2 separate regions of the Homo sapiens genome follow, and region 1 is linked to region 2. A link is a contact called in ENCODE Hi-C data. All regions are on one chromosome and are shown on one strand. Each heading gives the region's core, a stretch centred on a gene start or an enhancer-like site at or near the end of the contact. The rest is flanking DNA. Distances are from core to core; before and after follow the strand shown. Region 1 overlaps RARB (retinoic acid receptor beta). Region 2 overlaps THRB (thyroid hormone receptor beta).

Region 1 (7,469 bases), core at 2,562-5,061, 1.3 Mb after region 2:
TCCGGACGCATAGCTCACGCCTGTAATCCCAGCACTTAGGAAGGCCGAGACAGGTGGATCACTTGAGGTCAGGAGTTCAAGACCAGCCTGGCCAACATGGTGAAACCCTGTCTATACTGAAAATACAAAAAATTAACCTGGCATGGTGGGGGCACGCCTGTAGTCCCAGCTACTCGAGAGGCTGAAGCAGGAGAATTGCTTGAGCCCAGGAGGCAGGGGTTGCAGTGAGCCGAGGTCGCGCCACTGCACTCCAGCCTGGGTGACAGGGTGAGACTCCTTCTCAAAAAAAAATAATAAGGAATATCAGAGAGCAATAATAATTGCCTCTCAAAGTCCACAGTGAGAGTTATTATTTATAAATTGTCAGGAGTTCTCTAAACAAGAACAAAAAAGCAATTGGAGCGAAAAGATGGCTGGAATTGTGTCATTTTGGACGTTGAAAGCTGGGAACAGTTACAACTGAAATATTAAATGGGACATGAAATATTAAGTGACATACCAGGTTTATTGCATATATGACCATGAGAGTGCATTTCATTTTGTCTTATGGAGCTCTAAAAAAATCCATGTAATGGATTAAAGGTATTAAAACTCCCATATTCTCCCTGGCTCTACGCCAGGGAACAAAGCATGATAAATAATCCCAATAGACAGAATATGTGGGAAGGAATTTTAAAATGTATTTATGGCGGACATATTGACCTCCCTAACTAATAAAAATGTATACATGAGGTTTTGAAGAAAATGTGTAGCCCTTACAACACACTGTAGTGTTAGTATCTTTAAAATATTACCCACGTCTCTGTGACATATGGCTGTCATCCTCTGTCTTTACCCTGGAAGTGAGGAAATGCATGAATTTTATAGTAACATGTACAGTCACTGTTAGGAGGAATAGTTTTTATTTCCTTTATCTTAAAGCTGGGCTGAAAACTACACCAAATCTGGATTTTGTAAATAAAGCTTTCTTGGAATGTGTCACACCTATACATTTACATTTTGTCTGTGACTGCCTTCCCCCATGGGGGGCAGAGTTGAATGACTGTGACAGAGACCAGACAGCCCACAAAGCCTAAAGTATTTCCTATCTGACCATTTACAAAATTTGCAGACCCTGCCTTAAAACATTAAAAAATGGGCCGGGCGCAGTGGCTCACGCCTGTAATCCCAGCACTTTGGGAGGCCGAGGCGGGCAGATCAAGAGGTCAGGAGATTGAGACCATCCTGGCGAACACGGTGAAACCCCATCTCTACTAAAAATACAAAAAATTAGCCGGGCGTGGTGGCAGGCGCCTGTAGTCCCAGCTACTTGGGAGGCTGAGGCAGGAGAATAGCGTGAACCCGGGAGGCGGAGCTGGCAGTGAGCCGAGATTGCACCACTCCACTCCAGCCTGGGTGACAGAGCCAGACTCCGTCTCAAAAAAAAAAAAAAAAAAAAAAAAAAAAATTAAAAAATGAATAGGACTGTTAGGAATATAAATGTGTACTTGGTTTCTCATTTATACTAATCTTGCGTGTGGATTCAGGGGATGAACTCACTTTCAGTTCATTTCCTAACTGTGTGACCTTGGCCAAGTCATTTAACTTCTCTAAGCTTCAGTTTCCTCAGGTGAATAACAGAGATTTAAAAAAAGAAAAAAAAAAACTGATCGTGTTAATAATCCTTGCTCTTCACACTTTTGTTAGGAGGCAGCAAATGGGGTAATGTGTGTGAAAACACCCCTCAAGTTGTCCCCCGCCATATAAAGTGTGCTGTTGGCAGATTCTGCTGAACTGGCTGAAAGTATTTATTTCACATCACATGTAAGGATTTGTATGCAGATTTCATTTTTTTAATTCTTTTTTTTTTTAACCAACACTGATTGAACTTTTGATATGTACTGGACACTCTTTTAGCCCTGAGTATTTAAAGTCAAGGCCGCCAAAATCTTTGTGTATGCTAGTAACACACCCACTCATGACAGCCTCTGACCCCCATCAGATCCTTTTTCTAGCTGGGGCCATGTTTGCCTTGTGGCATTTTTCAGTTGTCTGTTTGCGTGGGCAGGAGATAGTGTATTCTAACTTCTTTATAAACCAGCATGTATCAAGGGGTCTGGTCCCTGGCAGGTGCTCAATAAATGTTTGTCAGCAGTTGATGTTGCTGACTGATAATCACTGCCTTCTGCTCCCCAAACCACCTTGGTCCTTGCAATGATTTGGGACTTTGGGTTTTGAACAGCAATTGAAGGCTCTCCAATGAGAGATCGCTGTGGTAAAGAGGGGTTTAAAGAAGCCATTTCTGAGGGGGCTAGGCAGCCTGGATTGGGGATTGGCCAGGAAATCCTACGAGGAATGAGAGCACTTCTGATTAATGCCTGTGGGCCTGGGAAGGAAAGGACAGCTGAGAGAGGGAAAACTGACATGACTTGCTTTCCTCACATTAGTTTTTAGAGAATCTCTTAGGTACATCAGAAGGGAAAATTATTTTGAGAGGGAAAATGGAAGTGAAGGTCACCAAATCAAGATGGGGAAAGAAGGGAAGGTGAATAGCATTGAGATTCATCAGCATAAGCATGATACAATAATGATAATAATTGCTTGTGTAACACTATTATGTGGCAGGCATTGTGCAAAGTACTTTAAAATGATGTTATTTAATGCTCACAATGATGCAATGAAGAATATACTATCATTTTATACAAGCAGAAATTGAGGCTCAGAGAGGTTAAGTAACTTTCCAAAAGTCACACAGCCAGTAAGTAGGAGAGTGAGGATTTGAATCCAGGAAGGCCGACTCCCGAGTTCATACTTCCAACCATATGCCTCAGACAACTTGCCTATAAAGGTGGACAAGTTTCGGGAATATCAAAAAAAGACCTGAACCTTGGGGGACTGCTCTCAATTGGAAGGTTGGTGAAAATGTCTTTGAATTATTTTTTCAAGATTTTCTTAACATTTTTAAAAAAGAAATAATGCTAAAGCACTTTGAAACTCTTAGCTTTCTCATACCTAGGAATCACTGCTCTGAAGGAAAAAAAATAACCAACAATGTAGCATTCCTGTAGTTTGAACAGTTCTATATAGAAACTTGAGAATCTTTTCTTTCTTTTTGTTTTTTGAGACAGAGTTTCACTCTTGTTGCCCAGGCTGGAGTGCAGTGGTATGATCTCGGCTCACCACAATCTCTGCCTCCCAGGTTCAAGCAATTCTCCTGCCTCAGCCTCCCGAGTAGCTGGGATTGCAGGCATGCACCACCACACCCAGCTAATTTTGTATTGTTAGTAGAGATAGGGTTTCTTCATGTTGGTCAGGCTGGTCTCAAACTCCCAGTCTCAGGTGATCCGCCTGTCTTGGCCTCCCAAACTGCTGAGATTATAGGCGTGAGCCACCGTGCCCGGCCGAGAATCTTTTCAAATGAAATATCAAGTGCATCCTTTGAACTGATGCATTATGTATTAGCCAAGTAGAGGGCACAGTAAGGATGTTCAGTGTCTACTTCAAGTTACTCCTCTCACCCCCCTCCACCCCCGCAATCCCCAGACATCTTGGGAAAAGAGTCATTCAGCCCCTCATTTGGGGCGTGCTAGTTCTGTAGACAGTGACAGAAAAGCTATTGCACAACCAATTCTGGATATTGGGTTCATTCTTGTGCCAAATAAATTTTGGTTAAGGGAGTATATGTGGCCTTCAGGTGAGGGAAGGAGAACCTGCGTAGGGGCTGGGGGCTCAGAGTCCTCTCCTCCTCTGCCTCCCCGAAGAGCCCTGGAGCTGGTGGTTGTGCAGACTCCATTTGGCCTGAGTGACTGCTCCTGACAGTGTTCAGCCACACGCCGTTGGACTGCCGCCAGAGGCCTTTGGAATCTTGGTCTTAGCTGCTGCCATTCTCCCTGCTGAGGGCTGGGTTCTCAGCAGGGAACATGCAGAAGGGGTTAGTGAGTGTGTTTGTGTGTGCCTTCTAATTCCTGTGTTTGCTTCTGGGGGACTTTCCTATTTTATTGCTCTGACTGGAAAGAAAACAGGGCATTATTTCTGTCTCCTTAACTTCTTTCTTTTGAATTTTCCAGTTTTACTTTTGTTCTTTATGCTGGGTTAACTGTGTGTCTGTCTGTCTGACTTAGACGTACCCTGCATACTCTAAAACTTCCTGCCAGGGACAGCTGCTTGTGACAGGAGTTCTGCACAGTCCTAAGAGGGGATGTCATAGTCTTCTCTCAACATGGGGGTCAGACCCATTCCCTTGAACTTAAGACCATTTAAGTTCAAATCCATGCTTTTTATTTAGCAGCTGTATGGCCTTGAACAAGTTACCTAACCACATTATACCTCTGGTTTCTTCTTGCCTGTCAAAAAGAAATAGTAAAACTAGACTAGCAATCTCTTTCTCTCTCTCTTTTTTTTTTTTTTAGACGGAGTCCTGCTGTGTTGCCCAGGCTAGAGTGCAATGGTGCGATCTCGGCTCACTGCAACCTCCACCTCCTGGGTTCAAGCAATTCTCCTGCCCCAGCCTCCCGAGTAACTGAGATTACAGGCGCACGCCACCACAAATTTTTTTTGTGTGTATTTTTAGTAGAGATGGGGTTTCACTACGTTGGCCAGGCTGGTCTCAAACTTCTGTCCTCAAGTGATCCACCCGCCACAACCTCCCAAGTGCTGGGATTACAGGCTTAAGCCACTGCGCCTGGCCAAGACTAGCTCTCTTATTGGGTCACTCTGGGGATCAGATGTACTAATAGATGAAAAATGCTTAGAGTAGAGTGAAGGAGCATGACTAGCCTACAGTATATGCTCCATGAGTGTTAGTGATTACTATTGTTGAAATGTTTGACTAGACTCTGGAGATGGTTCTGTTGTTTTCTGTGGTGACCATATTAGTCGCATTATTGATACGGACTTAATCCACTTTTCCCCAGATAATAAATAATAATTAATAAATTTCTAATAATAAAGCATTAGCTATTATTTTTACATGTTTTTATACTTTTTATAGTTTACAAAGTGTAAATCCTGCAATGTAGTAAGCGTGGTTGTCATCTCAATTTTTCTGAGGATCAGGAAGGATAAGTGACTGCTAGTAAGAGGCAGAATTAGGAACTGAGCTCATACCATCTGCATTGTAGGACTCTGCAGTTTCCATTTCTCCAGAGCTGTAGTATTTTCTTTGTTGTCCCCACTCTTTGGTCCCAGAGTCTCCCCACCAGTAGTATCCTCAGCCTAGATCAGTGTTTTTCAACCTCAGCACTATCTATAATTGGGGCCAGATAATTCTTTGTTGTGTAGGAGGGGCCTGTCCTGGGCATTGTGAGATGTTTTGTAGCATCCCTGGCCTCTACCTACTAGATGCCAGGAGCAGCCCCCAATTGTGACAGCCAGAAATGTCTCCTGATGTTGCAGAATGTCCCGTGAGAGACAAAATGGTGCTGGCTAAAAACCCCTACCCGGCCGGGTGCGGTGGCTCACGCCTGTAATCTCAGCACTTTGGGAGGCCAAGGAGGAGGATCACCTGAGGTCAGGAGTTCGAGACGAGCCTGGCTAACATGGTGAAACCCGGTTTCCACTAAAAATACAAAAAAATAGCCGGGCGTGGTGGCGCACATTTATTAATTCCAACTACTTGGGAGGCTGAGGCAGGAGAATCTCTTGATCCCGGGAGGCGGAGGTTGCAGTGAGCTGAGATCGTGCCATGGCATGGCTGCCCATGCCAGGTTGGGCAACAAGAGCAAAACTCCATCTCAGAAAAAAAACAAAAAAAACCCTGCCCTAGATTAAGGAAGGTGGAAGGGAAATGTGTTTGTGGGAGGAGGGGAAAAGTGGAGGTGAAGGTTGGCTATCATTTATTGAGCACTTACTGTGTGTCAGGCAAATTGCAAACGTTGTCTCTGGTTTACCAACAGAAATCAGGATTATCTGCATTTTCAGCAAAGAAGGACTAGGGCTCAGAGAAATAAAACTCTATGGCCATTTGTAAGTGGCAGAAGAGAGATTCAAATTCAGGTCCACCTGGCAGCAAAGCTTACCACTTTCCCGTCACCTCCTCCACACAATTTTATGCAGGCTCATGGCATTTTCTTTCTTTTTAGGAACCAAGAAAACCCACACAGTGAGGATTAAATCGGTTTCAAAGTTATTTTGAGGCTGTTCATATGGTGCATACCTGTAAGAAACAAAACAGAAAAATTTCTTTGCAGCAAAATTCTGAGTAAGCCAAGCATTATTTTATTGAGAAAAAGAGGGTTTTGGCTAAATTCTAGTGTAATCAATCATACTTGAACTTCCTTAGATCTTAGACGAGTGGCAAGGTATGTGACAAAGCATAATTTCATTGTTGTCTTCCAAGTATTTCCCTTTTGGTTTTCTGTCAGACTGGTACTAATGTGGTTTTCAAATAGATATATAGTACATAAGCAACGAATGTGTGTGTGGATATCTGAAATGAATGTGAATGTGTGTATCTGAAATGATATACATGTTAATGCTCCTGTTTTAATCTACTCTGTGTGCAGGAAATTCGATCAGATAAAATAATGTCATTTATTAGTGTGATAGTTCCTTTTGTAAATATTATGGGAATCCCGATAGAAGATAGAAGTGAAATATGGAACTGAGTGAGTTGATGTTGAGAAAAACTCTTCAGGGGACCTCAATATTGCAAAGCAATTAGCTTCGTCTACACATGACTCCCGAGACCTGTTCTAGCATTTGTTCACTTAATGCAGTTTCATTTCTGATGCCTCCACGTTCAGATCATTAATAAGCAGTTAGATGTGTCGGCCTGTTAAGTGACTGTAAGAGAGGATTTATTTGAACACTGGCATAAGCTATCTTAGTATGTCCTAGAAAATAGTGATAGAAAACGTGTTTAAAATGTCATGCAAAACAACCTATGAGATATTTTTGAATATATTCCTTGTGGTGAGAACACATATTATCAAAATGAAATGTTGGTGTTGAACGTGTCATGGTACCTTATGAAAATATGACAGCACTTCCCGTGGTAAAAGCCAGTCCCAGGAATAACTTCTATTGCTGGCCGTAAGCCCAGACAGGTGTAGCTACAACACAGAGTGATTAGTGGGTCCTGAGTCTTACTCTCTTTCTAAGGCCCAAACTATCTTGTCAAATTTAACCATATCTTGAATGGAATCAGTGTTTGGAAAGTTATAACCGTGAGTTAAAAGCAAGAGAATTACAAAGTTCTGCACTTCTCAAATTTGAGTAAGTAGGCCTGACCAGAGCAAACCCTGTGACCTTCCCAGACTAGGAAACAAATCAGGGAGATGGAAAATGAGAATTTAAAAAGCGGGGGGGGTTTGGTGAGATAATAGTAAACATATTAAGTCATTTACATCTCATTTATAAAGTCTGAAAGGATTGTTGTGTTTTAAATTTCCTAATTCTAAGGTGCTCAGTTCTCCCTCTCCTCATGGTATGGGGGAAGGAGTAAATGAACTAATGTCTATTAAGCACTTTGCATGGTCCCTAACACAGTA
Region 2 (6,643 bases), core at 3,564-6,063:
TTTAAGGCAACTGATTTCCCAACTTATCCTGGAACTGGTCTTATGTTTTCATGATGATCATAGCTTGTTTTAGGGGGCTGGTAATGATTTAATATATTTTTCCTTGTCTTCCCCACAAGGGAAAATATGATTATCATATTGGAGGGCCACTTTAAAAATGGAGTGTAGATTCATCTATTTGATTTCTTTGTGGTCAGTTAATCTCTGACTACATTCTTTGTTGGAGAGAATTATTGATTTAGCCAAGGTTAAATAGCTGGTAAGCGTCAAAGCCAAGAACCAATGGTCATCTGTTCTAAACATTCTCCTATGTGTTTACTAAGTGCTGGGCAAAATCCCTAAGATACGATGCAGCAGGCCAGCTGTGTAAGGTGAGGCCTTTGGGGATATCTTGATAGCCTATGATCATTACGTCATTCACACATTTGTCTAGATTTGGCTGGAAACTCTTTGTAGTTTAAACCTACGCTCAGGGTCAGCCCTTGACAAACAGTGAGATAGGTGACATTTGTCTTTAGAGCCTTGACAATGAAGTGAGTGCTGCTCACAACCTGACAAGCTGCACAGTATTACTTGTTACTTGGCAGTCCTGCTCCTTATTATTATTCTTTTCCTTCTCTCTTATCCCTTGCTATCCTTACCCTGTTCATGGCCTCCTTCTAGTCCCATTCTTTCCATTGTCTTTATTGGACCCTGCCAAGAGTAAAAGGAATCTTATCCAATTCATCCATTTGGAGAAGCTAATGACTTGATAAGATATTCAGCCAGTAAGTTTGCGTTTTGAAAGACCACAGTGGGGCCAGGTGCGGTGGCTCGTGCCTGTAATCCCAGCACTTTGGGAGGCCAAGGTGGGCGGATCACGAGTTCAGGAGATCGAGACCATCCTGGCTAACACAGTGAAACCCCATCTCTACTAAAAATACAAAAAGTTAGCCGGGCGTGGTGGCGGGCGCCTGTAGTCCCAGATACTCGGGAGGCTGAGGCAGGAGAATGGCGTGAACCCGGGAGGTGGAGCTTGCAGTGAGCCGAGATTGCGCCACTGCACTCCAGCCTGGGCGACAGAGTGAGACTCCGTTTCAAAAACAAAACAAAACAAAAAAACAAACAAAAAAAAGAAAGACCACAATGGAAGGGCAATGATAGAATTATAAGCATTCAGGGCAACTTGTAGGAGATGTCCTGGGGAAGGGAAAGACTGAATTCCAGTGATCACCTACGATGTCTTTGTAAGGCTGACCCTCCCAATAATACCTTTCCAACTTCAGTGCTAGGTACATTAGCAATCCACTTGTATCTGATTTTGTCTGAAAACTACCTGATGGAAGAGTCAAGGGATTTGGCTATTACATCTGTTCTGCCTGCGTCCGTAATATTCCTGGCTTTAGAAACTTCAATCCTGCCAGCCACAATATAGTGATTATTCTGACGTGGGCATTCTGCATTCCTAATGTCCAATGTGGTTCTCATAGTCTTTCTGGCTCATTGTAAGAAAAATAACTCCCATCTATTGAGCACTCACTGTGTCCCATGAGATCATTTAAGAGCTTGTTTCTTTCCACAATTCTGTGAAAGAGGGTCCACATTTTACAGACGAGAAAACTGAGGCTCAAACAAAGTGACTTGCCCAAGTTTCAATGGCTGGTAAATGGCAGCACCAGAATATGACCTCGGACTGTATAAGTAGATACGTGCTGACCTCTACTGCTCCCATCACAGCAAGTCTGACCACCCTGCATCTTTACCTGACAGTAGAGCAGTATTTCCTCTGCAGTTTCAAATTCTTTCCTTTGGGTCTGGAATGTTCTTACCCTTTAAAGTCATAGGGGATTATAACTGTAGAGAGCTCTGACCCTGGGGCCAGATTGCCTGAGTTAGAATTCCAGTTCAGCTACTTCATTTTCCCCTTGATTTCTTATTTAAAGTTTTAAATTTTAAAAGAGTCTGAGAAAAAAAATACTTTGGTTGTTGCTATGGACTTTTTTTTCAACTGTTTATGCCTCTACTAGAGCTGTGCACATGATGTTTTGTTTGGCGTCCCTTCATTTATTTTTATATAGTTCAATGTATTTCAAGGTCAGAAAGGGTGGCAAAAACTGGAGGAGGTGGGCACAAGGCTAAGAGGTGTGTTTATATTCTAAGAACAGTTATCATTGTTTAGTCTCTCCTAAGTGTCAGGCACTATGTTGGGGGCTTTATACATATTATCTTTCATCTTTTTTCTTTTCTTCTTTTTCTTTTTTCTTTTCTTTTTTTTTTTTTTTTGAGACAGAGTCTCACTCTGTCGCCCAGGCTGGAGTGCAATGGCGCTATCTTGGCTCACTGCAACCTCTGCCTCCTGGGTTCCAAGCGCTTCTCCTGCCTCGGCCTCCTGAGTAGCTGGGATTACAGGCACACGCCACCATCCCCAGCTAATTTTTTTTTGTATTTTTTGTAGAGACAGGGTTTCATCATGTTGGCCAGGCTGGTCTTGAAACTCCTGACCTCAAGTGATCCACCTGCCTCGGCCTCCCAAAGTGTTGGGATTACAGGTGTGAGCGACGGCGCCTGGCCTTTCATCTTTTTTTTTTTTTTTTTTAAATTAAATCCTTCATTGAAATATCTTTCATCTTTACAACAAATCTGAAAGCTAGATATTATTCCTCTGTTTAAAACTAAATGGACTGAGGGTTACAGAGGTTAAAAAATTTTCCCTGAGCTGATGATTTAAAGAGCAAGAAATAAACTGAAGCCTAACTGTAAAGCATATGATAATAACATTAAACAAATTTATGCACATCATTATTCATTAATACATTCATTAATATTTATTAATACGTTCTTGTAAAGATTTTTGAATGTGGTTGCATATGGAGTTAATCCTTCTTATTCCGCCCTTTTCTAAGGTATCTACTGAAACAAGTTTGATGTATATCTGGGAACTTTTTTCTGTGCACATTTGTAAACACACAATTATATAGACTTTTAACGTTATAAATGGGATTACACTATTCTTAATGCATGCTTACTTTCAATAAGTATTCCTAAAATCACTTCTTTTAAAAAAGCCTGTTTTTAATTTTTCTGGTGAATGCTTTGGATGTACCACAATTTATTGGAACATTCCCCAGTGGACAGACATTTAGATCGCTTCCAGTTTATCAGTAACAAAAAACAAAGATGCAAAGAACATGTTTGAACAGACTTGTGCCCTGTGTAAGTATTTCCCTGGGACAGAGTATGATGAGAGGTATGGTTGGGTACGTCTGCATCCTTTGGCGTGACAGACACTGTTCAGTTGGCCTTGGAAAGCGTGGGGTGGTCCATCCTCTGCTCTGTGTGCATCTCAACGAAAACTGAAGTTAGATGAACCAGGGCCTTGAATTTCTGATATCTACCTCCCTTTGACATTGCTGTTTCCAGTTTTTTGTTTTTTCTTCCCTCCAATCTCGTGAGTAGCTTTTCTCCCCCTTGGCTTTCTATTTCTGTCTGCCCCAGTATACGTATGGGGTACTCGTCCCTGCCTTTGAAGTATCAAATCACACAGCTATCTGACATATGCCCACAGTGGGGAGAGAGCCATCGTTCTCATGTTGATTGCTAAGGTTCCCAGAGTGCCCTTGAGGTATAAGAATCACTGGCACTCTCAGTTGGGACTGCAGATCCTGATGTATGATGAGTGGGGCAGAGTAGAGAGCAGAGATGGATGGAGCAGATGGTAGTACTGGCGGAAGGGCACAAGCTTTTTAATCCTCCACCTTTTAAAATACTCATTCACCTGGAGATGCCCTTGTATTTTACTTAAGGACAAAGATAGCAATCATCTGCTGAAAATGTGAATGTCTAACATGAAGGATTATAATGCACACAATGACTTGCATTTATGTCTCCAACTTTTAAGACACTTTGTTATTTTGGTAAATGAGAATGGCACATCATTTGAAATTGTCATCACTGATTTGATTCATTTTTTTTGTCTTTATGAAGAGCATGAATTAATAGTTTTCCCCTTTGCTGACATAAGATATTGTTTAAAAAATTACTTTAACTTGTCTAAATCTTGAGGACTGGTTTAATAAAGTATGATACATCTATAAAGAAGAATAATCTATAGCCAATGAAAGTCAGGACTCAGAATATTTAATGACATGGGAAAATGTTCATGATATATTGCTAGGCATTAAAAGCTGGTTAAAATGGTATGCCTAGTATGATCCCAGGTTTATAAAAAATACACATGCACAGAGAAAAGACTGAAATGTAATAAGAATGTGCAGTGCTTACCCTTGGGGAATAGAACTTCAACTGATTTTAAAACATTATTTGCAATTTTAAAAATTTGTAGAAATTTTTTTTCTACCATGAACATATATAGGCTTTTATAATGAGAGGAAGTAACTTGTTCTTAAAATTATTTTAACTGATTCCCTCTTGCCTTCCTGGGTATCTGAGAATCAGTTTTAAAAATATTAAGCACAGAGACATTTCTGTGAGATCACTGATGGCTGCTCTCCTTTTTCTGAGTCCACCAGGGAGGTGGGTGAGTCCCTGCCTTGTTTCTCCCCTTGGGTTTCACTGTTTCAGGGAGGTCCCTGATTGACATAAAAGTGTAAAGGCCTGACTGCCTGGGTTCAGCAGGGCTGGTTAGGTCCAGCTCCAGGGATCCATGCATCCGTCTAGAGCCCATCCTTGTGGGACTGGGGAGACCCTGTGGTTCCCAGAGAGAAGTACAGTAGGGCATGAGAGGGTAGAGGGGTGAAGCCTTGTAAGACTTCAGGGGAGGATCAGGGCCCCAGTCAAACAGTGTGGGGTTCTCAGAAGGGCTCAAGTCCCAGGGTGATCTGTTATTAGGCAGTGACTAAGCAGACCTTCCAGCTGGCAATTGAGATAAGCTAGGCCCAAAGACAGGCCCAACCAAGAATGGAGGGACTCAAGTGGCTCCCCACGTGCAGTCAGGGAAGGGAAGAAAAATGCACATTTCCTAAGTGCCCACCAGGTGGCAGACCCTTTCCTGTGCAACGAGTTGAAGAGTATTTTCAAGCTCGTCATGATACCCAGGTATTAAGAATCTGCACTGGGCTGGCAAGAACATAGAAGGCTGGGCCCCTCTCTAGAGATTCACTAGTCTGGGTGGGGCCTGAGAATCTTATTTCTACCAAGCTCCAGGTTCTCCTAGTGCCACTGATTGGTACTACCACACTTTCAGTAGCACTGGATATATCGTCTCAGACTGGGAAGGGAGGAGGAGGACAAGGAGTAGGATGTGGTCCTTATGGCTGAGCAATTGGTTCAAATTGTGATTAAAGTGCCAAGGAAGTGTGGCATGGAAAGAGCGGGTGTGGGTGGGTGGGGTGAGTTGCAGAAGGGAATGGGTCACTTGCTCCTGGTTAAAATAGCCTCTGATACTCCAGCAGATTCAACAGAGATCTGTTGTGAGATCTGCAACAGAATGTAAGGGCTCTTCCATAGCTCTCATTCTAATTAAATGTGTTACCAATTAATTCACTTAGGATGCTTACAGCAGACAGAAGCATAGGTATATGCAGGTTAAAATAAAAGCAGTAAGGCCGGGTGCAGTGGCTCATGCCTGTAATCTCACCACTTTGGGAGGCTGAGGTGGGTGGATCACCTGAGCTCAGGAGTTTGAGACCTGCCTGGCCAACATGGCGAAATCCTGTCTCTACTAAAAATACAAAAATTAGCTGGGCATGTGGTGCATGCTTGTAATCCCAGCTACTCAGGAGGCTGAGGCAGGAGAATTGCTTGAACCTGGGAGGTAGAGGTTGCAGTGAGCCGAGATTGCGCCACTGCACTCCATCCTGGGCAACAGAGCAAGACTCCATTTCAAAAAAAAAAAAAAAAAAAAAAAGCAGTATTCAGAACAAAATGAAAAACAAAACCTTAGATAGCTACCCAAAACCCTAAAGAAACAATATTTAGAGTACTATCAACTATTTGAAGTGAAAGACTATTTTAAAAATCTGGTCCATTATGGAGCAATACATGGTTCTACTGCACAGGACTTTTACATAGTTCAAACCACATGTGACTGACCAGGCAAGTTTGACAATCCCCAACTAACTGTCTATATCCTGTTCAGTGAAATGAATTCACTGATCATGCATTTGGATGCCAGTGGCAATGTCAAACTGCTATAAAAGTTCCTAAAGCTTACTCTCAGTTTCTGTATTTGCATCAATAGAAATGGTAATAACCACTTTGCAGAAGAGTGCCAGTCCCCAAACCACGCTTAGAAGTGCACTGGTCTAGCCTGGCTAGATGACTGATCTGGCAGATGGGCTCACTGCACAGCTTCAAGGAAGTCAATTTGTTCTTTGGATCCTGTTGTGCAGAATTAACTTTTGTATCCTCAGGACTATTTTGTTCGTATCATTTCTACATGGGGTCCTTGGAATAGGGCTAGTTGGATGTCCTTTTGGCCCTGCTGCCATTTTCTTATGCTTGGACATCAAGGGCAATATCCTGTATACAGTAGGCACTCAATAAACACCGATGAGTGAATGCATAGATTACTAGCCCAAGACTGAGATGTCAAGCATTCTTGTGGGATACACAGCCATCTAGGAAATAAATGCCCAACATGGATGAACATCAAAATATAACTCTCTTCATAGTAACTATATAGAGCTGACAAGCAGAGCAGATG

Evidence for each region. A loop is a pair of places that touch in the nucleus more often than their neighbours do.
Region 1: a loop to region 2 is called in a map with no recorded cell type, with 5 times the contacts of the local background. The contact joins two enhancer-like sites. A Hi-C loop is called at or near these places in 1 of 37 single-sample maps with no recorded cell type.

The regions. Positions count from the first base shown.
Region 1 is chr3:25,445,385-25,452,853 of GRCh38, forward strand. All of the region lies in intron 1 of RARB (retinoic acid receptor beta), which reads left to right. Among named protein-coding and RNA genes, the nearest start is that of RARB, 21 kb to the left of the region's middle. RefSeq lists an enhancer at 5,031-5,531. Within about 2 kb of position 3,812, at least 20 of the 41 ENCODE cell types and tissues checked have a DNase peak (open chromatin) inside an H3K27ac peak, as active enhancers do.
Region 2 is chr3:24,181,123-24,187,765 of GRCh38, forward strand. All of the region lies in intron 5 of THRB (thyroid hormone receptor beta), which reads right to left. All of the region lies in intron 3 of THRB-AS2 (THRB antisense RNA 2), which reads left to right. Among named protein-coding and RNA genes, the nearest start is that of THRB-AS2, 33 kb to the left of the region's middle. Within about 2 kb of position 4,814, at least 5 of the 41 ENCODE cell types and tissues checked have a DNase peak (open chromatin) inside an H3K27ac peak, as active enhancers do.